2 separate regions of the Homo sapiens genome follow, and region 2 is linked to region 1. Evidence: chromatin loops called from intact Hi-C (ENCODE). Cell type or tissue: PC-3. All regions are shown on one strand. Region 1 overlaps KIRREL3 (kirre like nephrin family adhesion molecule 3). Region 2 overlaps ST3GAL4 (ST3 beta-galactoside alpha-2,3-sialyltransferase 4).

Region 1 (8,000 bases):
GGCCTGACACTGTTAAAATTAACACAGTGGAGTGTTTAGTTTTACGAGGGAGGAAACCACAGCCTAGATGTGAGAAGGGATGACGTCTCTATACTTAAGCTTAATCATGTGTGTCCTTCATCCCAAACGGGACCTTGAATTCTCTCCCATCGGCAAACATTCTGTTTGCCTCAGACTGTCTCCACATCCCTTAGTCCAAATCCACAGGCAAGAGTGGGGGCAGCTCAGTGTCAGGTGGGAGCAGAAGGGACTTGCTGAGGGCTCTGGGCTAAGCCACCCCTTGAGGATATCGTCATTCTCGCATTCCCTTCACCTCCTGGCCCCAAGACAGCCCCATCTGCAAGAAGGGGCAGACTTAGAAGTTGAATCTGATGGGAAAGAAGGTCTCCAGTCCAGACAGTGCCAGAGCATTTACTGGAAAAATGAACCGCATGGTCTCCTTAGTGAGGAGGCAGCCGGGTGGCCGCACTTTGGCTGATTCTACAGGGCTCCAAAAAGAAACGAGGAAAGCAGGTTGCAAGGGAGAAGAAACATCCCGGCCCAGAGAGTAGGAGGGAACCTACTACCTATACCGTGCAACTAGCAGAGACACATGGCAAGCCTCTCGTGTGTCACAGGTTAAGCATCACTGTGGTTATTCAGATTAATTCATATGCCCACTGTGTGTGGAGTATGCTTTTTCATCTTATGTCTAATAATTTTGTTAATTTTCAGTAATTTAGAGCTAAGCCACTTTGCCTATTCATTCAACATATACATACCATTTGAAGCAGCTCTATTGTATATCAGGCACTGTGCTAGGCATTGGCAAATCAAATAATTAAGAGATTCCATCCCAAAAGCAGGCAAGGTCAGTGACCACAACATGCAAAGCACTGAACCAGGTGTGGGAGGACCCAGAGACAAGCAGGAAGTGATCCTTGCCCTCAGGCTGTTTGGCATCTCTAAGGAAGTTAACTTTTCATGAGAATAACAGGTGTGGCCCATGTCGCCAGCATCTCACAGATGGTTATTCCTTGTGACTCCCTAAGGCCTGCACTAGGCCTGCACGCTGGAAAAGAAACTGCCCTAAGGAGCCTTGCCATGCCCAGTGACTGACATTCTGAAATTATTTATCTACAAGTCCATCTCCCTGATGAGCAGAGCTGTATCTTAATGTACGTTAATCTGTGGATCTCTGGTCCTTAGCAGAGCAACTGGCCGGCATTTTACAATAAACGTTCAGTCAATGGAATTGAATCAGCCATGGGAGATCTCTGGTGATGCCCTCGCCCAAGCGAGGAAAGTATGGCCTCGGATACCTGCCCCTCGCCTCCCCTAACTGCCCCTCACCTCACCTACTCACCCACCCCCCTCAACTGCTTCCCTGTCTCCTAGGATGGGGCTCCAGGAACTCATCTTGACTCTTTCACATGGTCCAGGCAGTGAGGGGTGGTGGGGGTTATACAGGGCAATCTTTTGAGTTTCTGATCTCATCTTTTCCTTGGGGGAAGTGGAGGTTTAGCCACCTCCTATCTACTGAGCAGCCTTTTTTGGGTTGCAGATGGACCGGGGTGAATTCCAGCAAGACTCAGTCCTGAAACAGCTGGAGGTCCTCAAAGAAGAGGAGAAAGAGTTTCAGAACCTGAAGGTAAGAAGGGCCCCGGGTTATAAGACACAGCCATGGAATCTGGTCTTTAGCTCTGATGGCCCAAACCCCAAATCTATACAACAAATGACAGCAAGTCAGAGAAGAAAAGGTCAGAGGCCAGCTTGGTGGCAGGTGCCCGTCCCTGCCTAAGGCACCTCCTCTCCCTACCCCAACGCTGAGGAGGCTGAGAGAGCTAAGGCTGAGACTCCCCAGTTCTCTTCCACAGCCTCCTCACATGTAGATTCAAAATGAAGCATCCATGTTCTGGATAAAAACAATTAAAAAGCCTGACTTTCAAATGACCCTGCATTGCCCTGACATAAACCCAGTCAAGAGCCTCTGCTTCCCTCCTTCGGCCCTCAGCCCTCACCCTTGCCGTCCCTCCCCTCCTGGGGTCCGCAGTCCCCCTTCTGCCATCTCCTGTTCAGTGTCCTTCTTCCCCTGCACCTTCCCTGCAGCTGTTCACCCCTGAGTTTGCTCCCTACCAGGTTGCTCCCTTCCTCCTGTTTTCCCTCTTCCCTCCCCGCATAAGGGGACGGGCTCAGCCTGGAAACCCCAGCCACGCTCAGTGGAGACTCCACCAGGTGACGCTCCTCTTCCTCTCGCCCATCCAGGACCCCACCAATGGCTACTACAGCGTCAACACCTTCAAAGAGCACCACTCAACCCCGACCATCTCCCTCTCCAGCTGCCAGCCCGACCTGCGTCCTGCGGGCAAGCAGCGTGTGCCCACAGGCATGTCCTTCACCAACATCTACAGCACCCTGAGCGGCCAGGGCCGCCTCTACGACTACGGGCAGCGGTTTGTGCTGGGCATGGGCAGCTCGTCCATCGAGCTTTGTGAGCGGGAGTTCCAGAGAGGCTCCCTCAGCGACAGCAGCTCCTTCCTGGACACGCAGTGTGACAGCAGCGTCAGCAGCAGCGGCAAGCAGGATGGCTATGTGCAGTTCGACAAGGCCAGCAAGGCTTCTGCTTCCTCCTCCCACCACTCCCAGTCCTCGTCCCAGAACTCTGACCCCAGTCGACCCCTGCAGCGGCGGATGCAGACTCACGTCTAAGGATCACACACCGCGGGTGGGGACGGGCCAGGGAAGAGGTCAGGGCACGTTCTGGTTGTCCAGGGACGAGGGGTACTTTGCAGAGGACACCAGAATTGGCCACTTCCAGGACAGCCTCCCAGCGCCTCTGCCACTGCCTTCCTTCGAAGCTCTGATCAAGCACAAATCTGGGTCCCCAGGTGCTGTGTGCCAGAGGTGGGCGGGTGGGGAGACAGACAGAGGCTGCGGCTGAGTGCGCTGTGCTTAGTGCTGGACACCCGTGTCCCCGGCCCTTTCCTGGAGGCCCCTCTACCACCTGCTCTGCCCACAGGCACAAGTGGCAGCTATAACTCTGCTTTCATGAAACTGCGGTCCACTCTCTGGTCTCTCTGTGGGCTCTACCCCTCGCTGACCAGAAGCTCTACCTACCCCTGTGCCTGTGCTCCCATACAGCCCTGGGGAGAAGGGGATGACGTCTTCCCAGCACTGAGCTGCCCCAGAAACCCCGGCTCCCCACTGCTGCTCATAGCCCATACCCTGGAGGCTGACAAGCCAGAAATGGCCTTGGCTAAAGGAGCCTCTCTCTCACCAGGCTGGCCGGGAGCCCACCCCCAATTTGTTTGGTGTTTTGTGTCCATACTCTTGCAGTTCTGTCCTTGGACTTGATGCCGCTGAACTCTGCGGTGGGACCGGTCCGGTCAGAGCCTGGTGTACTGGGGGGAGGGAGGGAGGAGGGAGCCTGTGCTGACGGAGCACCTCGCCGGGTGTGCCCCTCCTGGGCTGTGTGACCCCAGCCTCCCCACCCACCTCCTGCTTTGTGTACTCCTCCCCTCCCCCTCAGCACAATCGGAGTTCATATAAGAAGTGCGGGAGCTTCTCTGGTCAGGGTTCTCTGAACACTTATGGAGAGAGTGCTTCCTGGGAAGTGTGGCGTTTGAAGGGGCTGGAGGGCAGGTCTTTAAGATGGCGAGACTGCCCTTCTCAGCTGATAAACACAAGAACGGCGATCCTGTCTTCAGTAAGGCTCCACGAGAAGAGAGGAAGTATATCTACACCTCAACCCTCCTAGTCACCACCTGAAATAAATGTTAGGGACACTACTCCAACATGTTTGTTCTGTTCTTTTGTTCCTACAAAGCCACAGGAAGAACCCAAGAGCTCATAGAATGCGTTGGGAACCCAAGGTTCTCTGCCCTCCTTTGATTCAATCTTCCTAGACAATAAAGGCAGTTGATAGCTCTGATTGTGGTGGCAATTAAACCTACAGGCTGACTCCTCTCCCCTGTGGGTGGATTCAATCCAGAGGACGTGTGGGACTCACCAGCCACCTGACTCAGCCAAATATAGCTCAGAGGCAGAGTGGTCACACTAGATACTGGCCAGGCCATTCTGGACCCTTCCTCTCAGCAATATTCTGAAGGCAAAGTTCCCTCCTCTAGAGGTTCAGAGAACAAGACCCGCTGGAAAGAGTCTAGACCACCAGGCACCCTAACATTTTAATATACAACTCAAATAGTGTTCTAAGAAGGGCCTCGCTTGTGGGTAAGTTTGATGTGGTCATGGCAGATGGGGTGGATAAACAGGGGCAAGTTAGAGTGCTCGTTGAGGGAGTGGGATTCAAATGGAACTTTAAAGAACCCAAATTGTCCCTAAGGTGGCTTGGAGGTTCCTTGTCAGTTTTAAACCTTTCTTCTCCAACCTTCCCTGGTAGTTCTTACCCATCATGGGAACCTTCATCACACCAGTTTGTGCTTCTTTCCAGACACTGATTCCTTGGATGGTCCCAATCCACAGATTCTATACACAGCCTACACAGCTCCTCCACTCAGAGGAATTTTCTGCTTCGATCATATTTCCAAGTGCTTCGAAATTTCCCAGAAACCTGGCTATCTTCCTTTGTAGCCCCTAAGCCTGAGGGAGTAAAAACTGATCAGAAATGTTAAGTGTATGTCCACAGCCCACATTCTGCTGCTGGTACCATGCTGGCCTAGCATAGACATCAGGATGCTGGCCCCTGCCCTCTCTAGGTTAATCTCAGCAAGCTTGCTTGCTTTCTTTCCATATATGTTTTCCATTGGCTAACAGAGAATAAGGATCCAAGACCATATGCACAATGCCTTGGTGTGCTGGAATAAGGAAAAGATGACTTTAGAGGATCTGTTCATTTACTTCTCTTATTTCTCTTGGTCTTCCCACCTTGGATATGCGTAGACCATTTACCTCCTAGTCCTCAGCACAGCTGACCCTGCCCCTTGCTCCTGCTACACACACACACACACACACACACACACACACACACACACAGAGTGTGCACTAATAGGGTGGAGGTGCCCATTCTTCCATTCTTTCCTGGAAACCAAAATTATAAACGAGAAGAATGGGGAAGAAATATGTTCTATAAAATAAGCCCTTTGTCCTGTCCCTCGGCACACCCAGGGTAAGAATATGGACTGAGCAGAGCGCACCGGGGCAGCTGCAAACACTAGGCTGCACGGTGCCCAACCCTCTTAGCACTGTCCAATGCCCAATGCAGCAAAGAATAGCCCAAGGGATAGGAGGTCACAAGGATGATCTTTGTGAGAGACAAGAGCATGGAGGGAAAAAATGAGGGGGATCTGGAGGACTCTGGGGCATTGAGAAGCCTGAACTGAGCTGAGTACATCCCTCAGCTGTCTCCAGCACTATCTATTTCTCACAAATGAGTGGGGGTGCAGAAAAGCTGGTGAAGGGAGGTGCTGAAAAACAAAGGCAGTGGGAAGCCCCGAATTCCCCCATAGGTGATTTCACATTAAATAAAATGAGTGCTCTACATTTGTAATCTTATTTAATGCTCACAATTCTACGAAGTATCACCATTTTACAGATGTGGGTTGAGGCTTAAAGAAGCCAGAAAACTTGCCCAGCGTCAAGCGCTAACGAGTGACAAACATGAGCTTTATACACACATTCATCCTAGAATGTCGCTGGAAGTGGCTGATGGTAAAGGCCATCTGCTAGCATGCGCTCTGGGGCAGGCCGGGCGAGGACAAGCACAGCTCCATTAGGAAGGCAAGACTGTGCTAGCATGCGCTCTGGGGCAGGCCGGGCGAGGACAAGCACAGCTCCATTAGGAAGGCAAGACTGGCGTCCTCCACCCTAAGTCCCCAAATGACCCGGAAAGACCACAAAGCCCTGGGAAACAAAGCTCTTCTGTGTATCAAATCACCCCCACCTCTACCAAGGACGGCAGCCAGTCTTCCGATAGCTTTAAACTTCATTACTGGCTCAGAGTCACTGGACGGAGGCCCAGTCTCTAATTCTCAGGTTCAAGATCAGTCGGCCAAGGCCAGGGTTATTTCCACCACCTCTTCCACTTTCAGGGAATAGGAAGTACTTTCACGTGAAGAGCAAAAATGTCACATCAAATCCATTTCTGACGAAGCCTTTTTGAACAAATTCTATAAAGCAAGAGGCCATGAAGCCGATTTTAAGTTTCCAGAATGGAAAGGAGCCAGGGAAATGAAAACAAACATGGTGCAGTCCTTGGGAGATTTCTTAGAACAAGAGAAAGGAGTCAACCAAAATTCCATTTCTCACTTCCTGGTTGGAGAGGAGTATGTGCTGCTTGGGTCATTTGCTATTATGGAATCAGAACCGAAGGCACAAGGTACATACACACACACACACACACACACACACACACACACGTTTGATTAGTTCTTCCCAGGTATTATGTGTGCGGTTTGTCCTGGCACCAGAAAAAAAAAAAAAAAAAGACAAAAGGGAGTCTTGAGATTAGTTTCTTCTCTGGGAGCTTTCTCTATAAAACACACTTTTTATTGAAATAAAAATATAAAAATGTAAATAAAGACTATCTTAATTTGCAAATAGATTTTTATTTTAAATGCTCCTTGGTGTGCACATCTAAAGAAACAAACACTTAGATGTAGACCAATGACAACTAAATCTTAAATTTCACTTCCCCTTTCAAAACGGCTTTTGAAAATCTCTTATCTAAGTTGTTCTTAGGAACTGTAACCACATACCAGCAATTTGCAGCTTTCAAATCAAAATTAGCAGCAGTCTCTGGGAGTCACTGATAAAGAGCTCATTCACTGATAGCCGCCTCTCATTTCCAGTGAGCCTCCAACCATCCTTTCCCCAACTCCTTATGTTTCAGTGTTCCTAACCAGGTCATAAACTGAGAAAAATTTTAAAAAATTTAAAAGCTCCTCTTCTTTCTAGAAATAAGGAATTGTTTTCCTGGCCAAGTCCATGTTTGCCGCAAAACCATTAATTCTTTCCCTCTCTAACCGCCATTCTTCCTTGGCCCTCCTCCCGTCCTCGCTAACAGCAAGTTCTTTGACATACACTGAAAGCTTTCATTACTACAAGCCCTATAAGTCTTCCTACTCCCACAGCCTCCATCTTTAAAAGGCCTTCTGTGAATATACACCATTCACAAGATACGTCATCAAATTGTCATCTACATCCCTGGTTATATTTATGCCTCTGCCAATATCTGCCTGCCACTCCATGTTCCCAGTGCTTTTCTCGGAAACAGTCCACTTAGCCCACCCACGGGGCTGAGACAGCCTCATCCCCTGAGTAGAGAGCTTCCTTGAGTTCCCTGATTGGAGAATACCAGACAAGAAATAGCATTTCTTTCCGCTGTTCCTTAACCTTACGGCCCTTGGCAATATCTTGGAATGCTGAAAACATTCAAAAAATGGTTCTTTGTAACTGTCTTCTTTATGGTGAATCTAAACTATTAATGCTCAAAAAGAAGGCTAGTGAGGTCTCAGGGAGTCCAGATGTTCCTGGAAATAACTGGAGTTTAACTAAATGGAGCTTATCTGAAATCTATACCCAGTTATGCAAGAGAAAAAGTACTATTCTGGATAGAAGCTGAATATAGGAAGGGATTCATCCCTCTGAAGATCACTTTCTTTTTTTTTTTTTTTTTTTTTTTTTTTGAGACAGACTCTCGCCCTATTGCCCAGGCTGGAGTGCAATGGCACGATCTCGTCTCACTGCAACCTCCACTTCCCGGGTTCAAACGATTCTCCTGCCTCAGCCTCCCGAGTAGCTGGGATTACAGGTGCCCACCACCATGGCCAGTTAATTTTTTTGTATTTTTAGTAGAGATGGGGGTTTCACCATGCTGGCCAGGCTGGTCTCGAACTCCTGACCTCAGGTGATCCACTCGCCTTGGCCTCCCAAAGTGCTGGGATTACAGGTGTGAGCCACTGGCCCCGGCCTGAAGATCACTTTCTATGAGACAAAGTCCAGGTGGACTAAGTTCAAGTTACCACTTTCACCTCCTTTGCAAGGAAAATAAAGGGCCAGGCTCT
Region 2 (8,000 bases), 55 kb after region 1:
ACAATCTGGCGATTGCATTTCCGGGCACAGCCCCGAGTAACCCTCCCTTGTACGGGACACCCCATTCAAGCATGTTTATTAGCAGTGTTACAATAGCAAAAAATGGAAACAACTTAACTATCGTCAGGAGAGGGATGGCTACATAAGCTGTGCTACATTCACGCAACTGAATATTATATAGCCATGTCAACTGAAGAAATTAATCCATACAGGTCAACTGGGATCAATGTGAAAACATAACATTAACTTTTTAAAGTGTTGCAAATAGATAAAGGATGAATCAGAAAACAGCACTAAGTTTGTGTATATTTGTAAATAGTGCGTGCTTATGTGTATGATGAAAGAATAGGCCAGGCGCGGTGGCTCACGCCTATAATCCCAGCACTTTGGGAGGCCACGGTGGGCGGATCATGAGGTCAGGAGTTTGAGACCAGCCTGGCCAACATGGTGAAACCCCGTCTCTACTAAAAATACAAAAATTAGACAGGCGTGATGGCGTGCGTCTGTAATCCCAGCTATTCAGGAGGCTGAGGCAGGAAAATCACTTGGATCTGGGAGGCAGAGATTGCAGTGAGCCGAGATCGCGCCACTGCACTCCAGCCTGGGCAACAGAGTGAGACTCCATCTCAAAAAAAAAAAAAAAAAAAGGAATGTGGGGAAGAATAGAATAGATCATAGTAGCACATCTTTAGTTCTATACTTGTAATATTTTATTTCTTAAAGGAAAAAATATCTAATATGGGATAAGGTTCACACTTGATAAATCTGGCTGATTATCACATGGAGGTCTGTTATATTAATTTTTACATATTTGAAATATTTTCATATAAAAAAAAGAACGAGGGCCAGGCACAGTGGTTCACACCAGTAATCCCAGCACTTTGGGAGGCCAAGGCAGGTAGATTGATTGAGTTCAGGAGCTCGAGACCTGCCTGACCAAAATGGTCTCTACTAAAAAATACAAAAATTAGCCGAGCGTGGTGGCACATGTCTGTAGTCCCAGCAAATCGGGAGGCTGAGGCAGGAGAATTGCTTGAACCCGGGATGCAGAGGTTGCAGTGAGCCGAGATCGTGCCACTGCACTCCAGCCTGGGTGACAGAGCGAGTCTCCATTTCAAGGAAAAAAAAAAAAAGGAATGGAGATTGAAGAAATATAAATTCAGAAGCTAAATAATGAAAGATTAATACACTCACATAAAGTTTAAGTGAGATACAGAGAGCAAGTGAGCAAGCTCATACTTAAAAGAGTAAAAAACTAAGAAGTGCATTTGCAAGATGTACATATATTAACTTATCAGTTAATTCCCTTAGCCTATAACATACTCATGCAAGTCTACCCCCCACTCCCCAAACAATGAAGGAACATAATTTAAAAATAAGCTAAGGCTATGAATATATACTTTACTGTAGAGAAATATAAATGGCACATAAGACATTTATCTACATTTAAAACTTCCGGTGTGGTTGAGATACCATTTTTCACAAATAGTAACAGCAAAAAACAAGGGTCCTGAGCTACACAGTGCTGGGGGAGTGTGGGAAGCAGGACCTCTCACAGATGTATGCTGGAAGTGAAAACCAGGCCACCTTCTGGGAAGACATTTCACAATATTTATCAAAATACCCTTTACCCCGGGGCTTCCGTGCCAGAAGCTTATTCCACAGAAAAGTTTCCTATATTTGCAAAGAGACTTGTCTGTTAGGATCTTTACTGCAGCACTTTTTCTAACAGCATAAGATGGAAACATGAAATCTATGCACAGGCACCTGTTTTAAAAAATTAGGCACACACAACGAAACACTATGCAGCTGTGAAAAATAGGATGCAAATCGATGCATGCTGATGTCAACTGATCTCCAAAGCATAATATTAAGATGTAAAAGGCAGGTGTAAAACAGTGATCTCCAAATGCACTTTCACAAAAGAATTACATGCATATTCAGATACATCTTATGTGAATAGAGTACTCAGAAGGATGCAAAACAAGGCTATTGCCTCTCAAGAGGGCGGGTGGGAGAGTGACTTTCTCTCATATTCCCATTTGTACTGCTTAACTGTTTCAAACTGATGAGTGTGATACATTTTGAAGTAATAATTTGATTAAAATAAAAAAAAGGAAGAAGAAAAAATAAGGAATGTAAATGTTGAAGTCTCACACTTGGACCTGAATTCTGGACCAACCATCACTTCTGGGAGTGTGAATGACCTTTCCGGGTCTCAGGTTTTCCACTGGGTAAATAGGGATTTTAAAAAATGGCACTATCAGCCAGCACGGTGGCTCATGCCTATAGTCCCAGCACTTTGGGAGGCCAGGCGAGCGGATCACCTGAGGTCAGGAGATCGAGACCAGCCTGGCCAACATGGGGAAACCCTATCTTTACTAAAAATACAAAAATTAGCAGGGCGTGGTGGCACACACGTGTAATCCCAGCTACTCGGGAGGCTGAGGCATGAGAATCGCTTGAATCCAGGAGGCCGAGGTTGCAGTGAGCCGAGATCACACCACTGTGCTCCAGCCTGGGCGACAAGAGTAAAACTCTGCCTCCCCCCCCCAAAAAAAAGAGAGAGAGAGAAAGAAAAAGGCACTATCTTGAAGGGAGGTTGCTTGAGCAAACAACGTACCTCCAAAGACAATTACTGAAATGGAAGCAGCTGATCTCAAGCCCTAGAACACGCATCACCTGTGCCTCTCACTGACTAGCCCTACTTGCCCTCCTTGTGTCCTACCCTGAGGACAGAAACAGCAGGTGGCAGAGCACCAGCCACAGTATGCACCCTGGGCAATCACGGCCTGGCCAGGGTGGCAAGTGAGGCTGGGCTCCAGCCCTCCCCCTACTTGCCAAACTGTATGCTCTGGTGCAGGGCTTCTCCAACGGGGTGGGGGAGGGGTGTGTGTGTTACCGTTCCTAATTTACAGGAAAGTGCTGTAGAGATTAGCAGCAACACCATTCAGAGCAGCTAACTTCCTCCTCTCCTCTCCAAGTTAAAACAGTGGGGTGCAAAGATCTGAGCGTGCAAAGGCCTGGGCATCGCCAGAAGCACCCCAGGGGAAGCTGGCAGAGCCACCCACCAGTGTTTGTCTTTCTCCATGCCATTTCCCCTGTACTCACAAGGATACCCTTCTCATGAGCAGGTGTGGCTTCTGTAGAGCTGGCTCCAGCCACCTTTTGTCCAGCTGTACCCACTTCCTAATTCCGGCACAGCTGGCCAGCCCTCTCTAAAGTGAGGTCACCCACAGGACTAACCTGTGTCCCAGGAGAGCCACGGAGGTCACATCACTCCTTCCCTACTTGTTCCACAGAAGGGCTGACGGAATAATACCCCTGTCCCAGCGCAGGCTGGGGACCCCAAGGCCTCCCCAGACTGTGAGGCTGGACAAGTCAGCAGAAACAGGAGCCACAGGGCCTGAGGGCCGACTGCGAGCAGGTGACTGACTTGGACACTGTGGCATGGCAGAATCTGGGATTTCTTTTTAGTAGAGATGGGGTTTCACCATATTGGCCAGGCTGGTCACTGACTCCTGATGTCAGGTAATCCTGTCTCAGCCTCCCCAAGTGCTGGGATTACAGGCATGAGCCACCACACCTGGCCCTGGATTCACTTTTAAAAATCATCCCTGGGGCTGTGCTGCAGGTGCTGTGCATAATCTTTTTTTTTTTTTTTGTGAGACAGTCTCACTCTGTGGTCCAGACTGGAGTTCAGTGGCGTGATCTTGGCTCACTGCAACCTCCACCTCCTGAATTCAAAGGATTCTCCTGCTCAGCCTCCCAAGTAGCTGGGATCACAGGCGCGCGCCATTATGTCCAGCTAATTGTTGTACTTTTAGTAGAGATGGGGTTTCACCATGTTGACCAGGCTGGTCTCAAAATCCTGACCTCAAGTGATCCACCTGCCTTGGCCTCCCAAAGTGCTGGGATTACTGGTGTGAGCCACCACACCCGGCCTGCTATGCATAATCTTATTGAAGTTTTCAACCAATGGATGTGGGATTACTCTTTCATTCTCATTTACAGATGGGGAAACTGAGGCACAGAGCAAATACATTAAGGGTCCCAAGATCAGAGAGCTCAAAAATGGTGGAACCAGGATTTAAAATTCAGCCAGAACTACTTTTAATCCCTACACTCTATGCACCTCAGATCTTCAGAGTCCTCGTCTTTTAAATGGGGGTAACAGCAGCAAGTCCTCAGAGGTGTCCTGAGCCTCAAAACACATCCTGGTTTGTAACGTCCGCAGCCTCAGCAGGGGCTAGGCACAGAACAAGCATTCAGGACCTGGAAGGTACCAGCGACACCTGGTCCTCCCTTCCCAGGCACAAGGCAGCCCCTCTCCATTCAAGCTCTGCCCCAGCCCAGCAAAGAGAGGGGTCCTCAGCCACTGCCCCCACCACTACCACAATCATACTCACCTCTCCTGGTCCATACGTGACAAAGGACCTGCCACGGCCAGGGAGACAGGCAGAGGCACTGCCACTCCCACTCTGCCCTGCCCTCGACTCAGATTCACCCATGGCCCAGCCTCAGGAGACGCTGCTGGGGTGTGGTGGCATGCAGAAGGGGAGGGGGAGGAGGCCTCTAGGGAGGTGGCTTTCCATCTGTCTGTCTGGGTGTAGCACCTCCTGGAGTTGGTGCCAGGCCCTGACCAGTTCCGCCCCATTCAGCCTTCCCAGAAGGGCTGGCACACGGATCCCTCAGCCTGACCAGACACCAGCCTCCTGTCATGAGCGGTGCTCCATCTCCACCACGGTGCCCCCTACAGGCAGGCCCCCCACACCTGAGCAGAGTCCACTTCCAGAACAGTGCTCCCTCTGCAGATGACACACTCTATCCAAACCCAGTACCCCAAAATCCCCAAGCAGGGACAGCAAAGGCAACGTTCAGCCCTGCAGGTGCCACAAATTCCAGCCCTGCCCCACAGTACAGCCTCTGAATTCAGGCTCTCGGCTCTGCTTTTAAGAGTTTTGGAGCAGTGGTTTCTGCGCTCACCCTGCCTCCTCCCGGAAGGAACCCTCACTCGGCAGACCTTGCACTCCCGCCTCCCCTCACCAGAACATCTGCTGGGCACTGAGACGGACACCATGGTCAGCCTGGTGCTTGATGAACAAGGATGTTTCCAGACCTGTGCAGCTGAGGGTTCGAGGGTCCACACCTGAAGTCTCATTAGGAGCCAGCAGGGTTAAAGGGGCTGAGCGAGTGAGAGGCAGACTCGCCAGAGGGGAGGGCCCTGCACACGGGAAGGAGAGTGGAACAGGGCCCCCAGATGAGGACTCAATGAAGACGTGGGAAGCGGGGTGAGGAAAGCAAGCCCCACCCCTCCCCATGTCAGTAACCTACACAGGCTTCTCCAGCACAAACACATTGGTCCCTACTCAGACACCCGGGAACCAGATCACACAGACACAGGCATGCGCACACACACACCCAGCTCTCAGTCCTCCTCCTCTCTGCACGCCCCCACCACCCCATGCCCACATACAGCTTCCAGGGCTTGAGGGGCTCCCCCAGCCAGGGCACTCTCTTCCTCCATTCCTCAGGGCTGGCCGTGGGCCGGGCTCAGCTACAGCAGCTGCTGCTGCTTTACCTCCCCCAGGCCCACTGGGTTCCTCCCACCCCAGCTCTGGCTCGTATAGACTTTGTTTGTCAGCTTGCAGGTCCCTGGGAGCTATCACCAGGCAGCCCGGAGCCTCTAAGGGGCAGGGAGTGGCTGTGCCAGCCCTCAGGAACCTCGTTCCTCCAAAGTCACGGAAAGGGGAATCCTGGGCTCCTCGCCCTCTGCCCAGCCAGGCTCAGCTCCCAGAAAGATTCTGGCACCTGAGAGGAGACCCAGCCACGCCTATGAGCCCCACAGGTGTGTCCCCAGCAGGCCTGGAGAGTGTCCCAGGGCAGCCTGTGGCCATTTGGCCGAGGGTACTGCAGAGCCTGCTGCCCCATGGAGGGCACTTCCTGGCCCGGCGCCCACACAACACACACTCACTGTCCTCTGGGCCCGTCTCAGCCTCTCTGCACCTGTGCCCAGTCCCAGTGACAGGGACTGTCCTCTCAGCCCACCCGGCACCCAAATCCAGGAACCTGCAAGGCCTTCCTCCAGCTGCCCCACCAGCCTGCTCACACTTTCTGGGCTCAAGCCCTGAGGCTTTAGCAATTTCAGGGTCATCTGCACCCATAACTGGGAGGGTGATGGGAGGGACAGATACCGGCCTGTCAGGGCCTGGTCACTACCTGGGGACAGAGGATTCCAGAGCCTACAACTGGTTCAACAGGTCTGGGCTATGGCCCACACCCACCTCTGCACACAGAAGCCAGCCCAGGGTCCCATGGAATATCCCAGGGCAGAGACACTAAATCAACTGAAGGCGATGCCAGGGGTCATGCCAAGTGCCTGAACTCTGGCTTCTCCATCATCTGTGAGGCCCCAACACCATGCCCTGCGTAATCTAAGGTCCTGGCCAGCGCCTCCTCCTCCTCCCAGCCCTGAGGAACCATCCTTGTCCTCAAGGTGGAAGAGCTCGGCCCTCAGTCCCCTGCAGCCTGGGATGAGCCCCACCCTCAGGGCTGGTGCACAACCAGAGGCTCTTCCCAAGGAAGCCTGGTGCCAGAAAACCCACACACTGAGGCACAGGCCAGACACAGAGCCTGGGAACACCCAGGAGAGCATGTCCCCCAGGGTCCCAGCCCCAACCGAAGCTGGGAGAGCCCAGAACCACCCGCCACCCAGTCCTCCTGGCCGCCCCTGCATGGCTGTTTCCTCCTGCCCAGGAGGAGCTGAAGGGATCTCAGCCCAGGACGTGATCCTCCCACCCCCACCCCCGAGAACACACCCAGGACTGGCAGCTCACCTGACCCTGCAGGGCTGCCAGTCCAGCTGTGCCCCAAAGAGAACATTCACTTCTTGCTCTATTTGGACAGCTGCAGGGTCAGCGATGCTCAGGAGAGAACGTCTGGTCACAGAGTGGGGAGTGCGGTGATCAGGGCCACAGGCCCTCTGATGGGGGTGGGCCAAGGCCAGAGCTGCATCCCTGGATGAGTGGGCTGAGAGGGGGCCCGGGACCAGCCTGGCAGGGCACAGGGAAAGGCTGCAGTTATTCTGCCCTCCTGAGCACAAGAGGAGTGGTCAGAGGGATTCTGGAACCAGGGCTGGGGCCTGGGGGAAGGCAATGGAAGCCAGGAGTGAGGGAGGAAATGGATTCCCCTTTTAATGGCATTTATTCAGTTACAGGCTGCGGCCAAGGAACAGCCTCCCACATCCAGCCCAACACCTGACCTCACCTCACCCCAGACAGGTCCCACGGCCCCTCCTCAGCCTATCCAGGACTGGTGGGAAAGGTCCAAAGAAAAGAAGACAAAGCATCCACAAGCAGAAGTCGGTGGCTGGACTCCACCCTCCCCTCCCCAGGAAGCAGGAGGCAGAACTGGGAGGTCAAGACCAGCACTTCCCCCTCCTGCTCCCACCCTCTCCTCCTCTCTGGCCCTCGTCTCCTGCCCTCTCCTCCCGGTCCCTGTGTCCTTTCCAGCCATCCCATCCTGGTGTCTCCTGGTCCCCATCTCCACCTCCTCCTCCTTTCCTCCTCTGCCCACAGCCCCTGGTTATGTAAGGGGCTTGGGAACACACAGAGGGAGCTTTGTTGTCAAACCAAATCCATATGGAGCCGGAATGGGCCAGCGCAGCTGTTCCCCATTCCCTCTGCCTTGGCAGGGTTGGGACTCCGGGCAGGGAGCCCCTGCACCCCGCCATTTTGGGAGATGGGGGACAAACACTTGCCCCAGGGCCGCCAGGCAGCTGAATGAGTGGTCAGGGATCAGTCTCCACTGTGTGGAACCACAGCAGGGGACCAGCTGGTCCCTAAGGCAGAACAAAGCCACAGTACAAAGCGAGGGTCACAAAGCCAACAGAGGCAAGCTCTGGGCTGGGGCAGGGCGACACGGTGCCGGGCCTGGGAGGGTGGGGAGTGTATCCAGACCCTCACACAGAACACTGTTGTGTGCTCACCTCAATGGGGTCT

Evidence for each region. Peaks named below come from ENCODE experiments on the same cell type or tissue, not always from the same donor. Only the 100,000 strongest peaks of a DNase experiment are listed, where the experiment ranks them.
Region 2: a loop joins it to region 1, with 4 times the contacts of the local background. A loop is called at or near these places in 42 of 110 quality-filtered maps.

The regions. Positions count from the first base shown.
Region 1 is chr11:126,419,268-126,427,267 of GRCh38, reverse strand. KIRREL3 (kirre like nephrin family adhesion molecule 3) reads left to right here. Exons shown (of 17, transcript NM_032531.4): 16 at 1,544-1,630; 17 at 2,245-3,910. The coding sequence ends at 2,688. Among named protein-coding and RNA genes, the nearest start is that of ST3GAL4, 68 kb to the right of the region's middle. In PC-3, no CTCF peak of the experiment used is centred here; no DNase peak of the experiment used is centred here; H3K27ac peaks cover 567 bases.
Region 2 is chr11:126,363,811-126,371,810 of GRCh38, reverse strand. The region is part of intron 1 of ST3GAL4 (ST3 beta-galactoside alpha-2,3-sialyltransferase 4); the gene reads right to left. Among named protein-coding and RNA genes, the nearest start is that of ST3GAL4, 12 kb to the right of the region's middle. RefSeq lists an enhancer at 6,708-7,225. In PC-3, a CTCF peak has its summit at 4,758 (motif pointing left); no DNase peak of the experiment used is centred here; H3K27ac peaks cover 1,497 bases.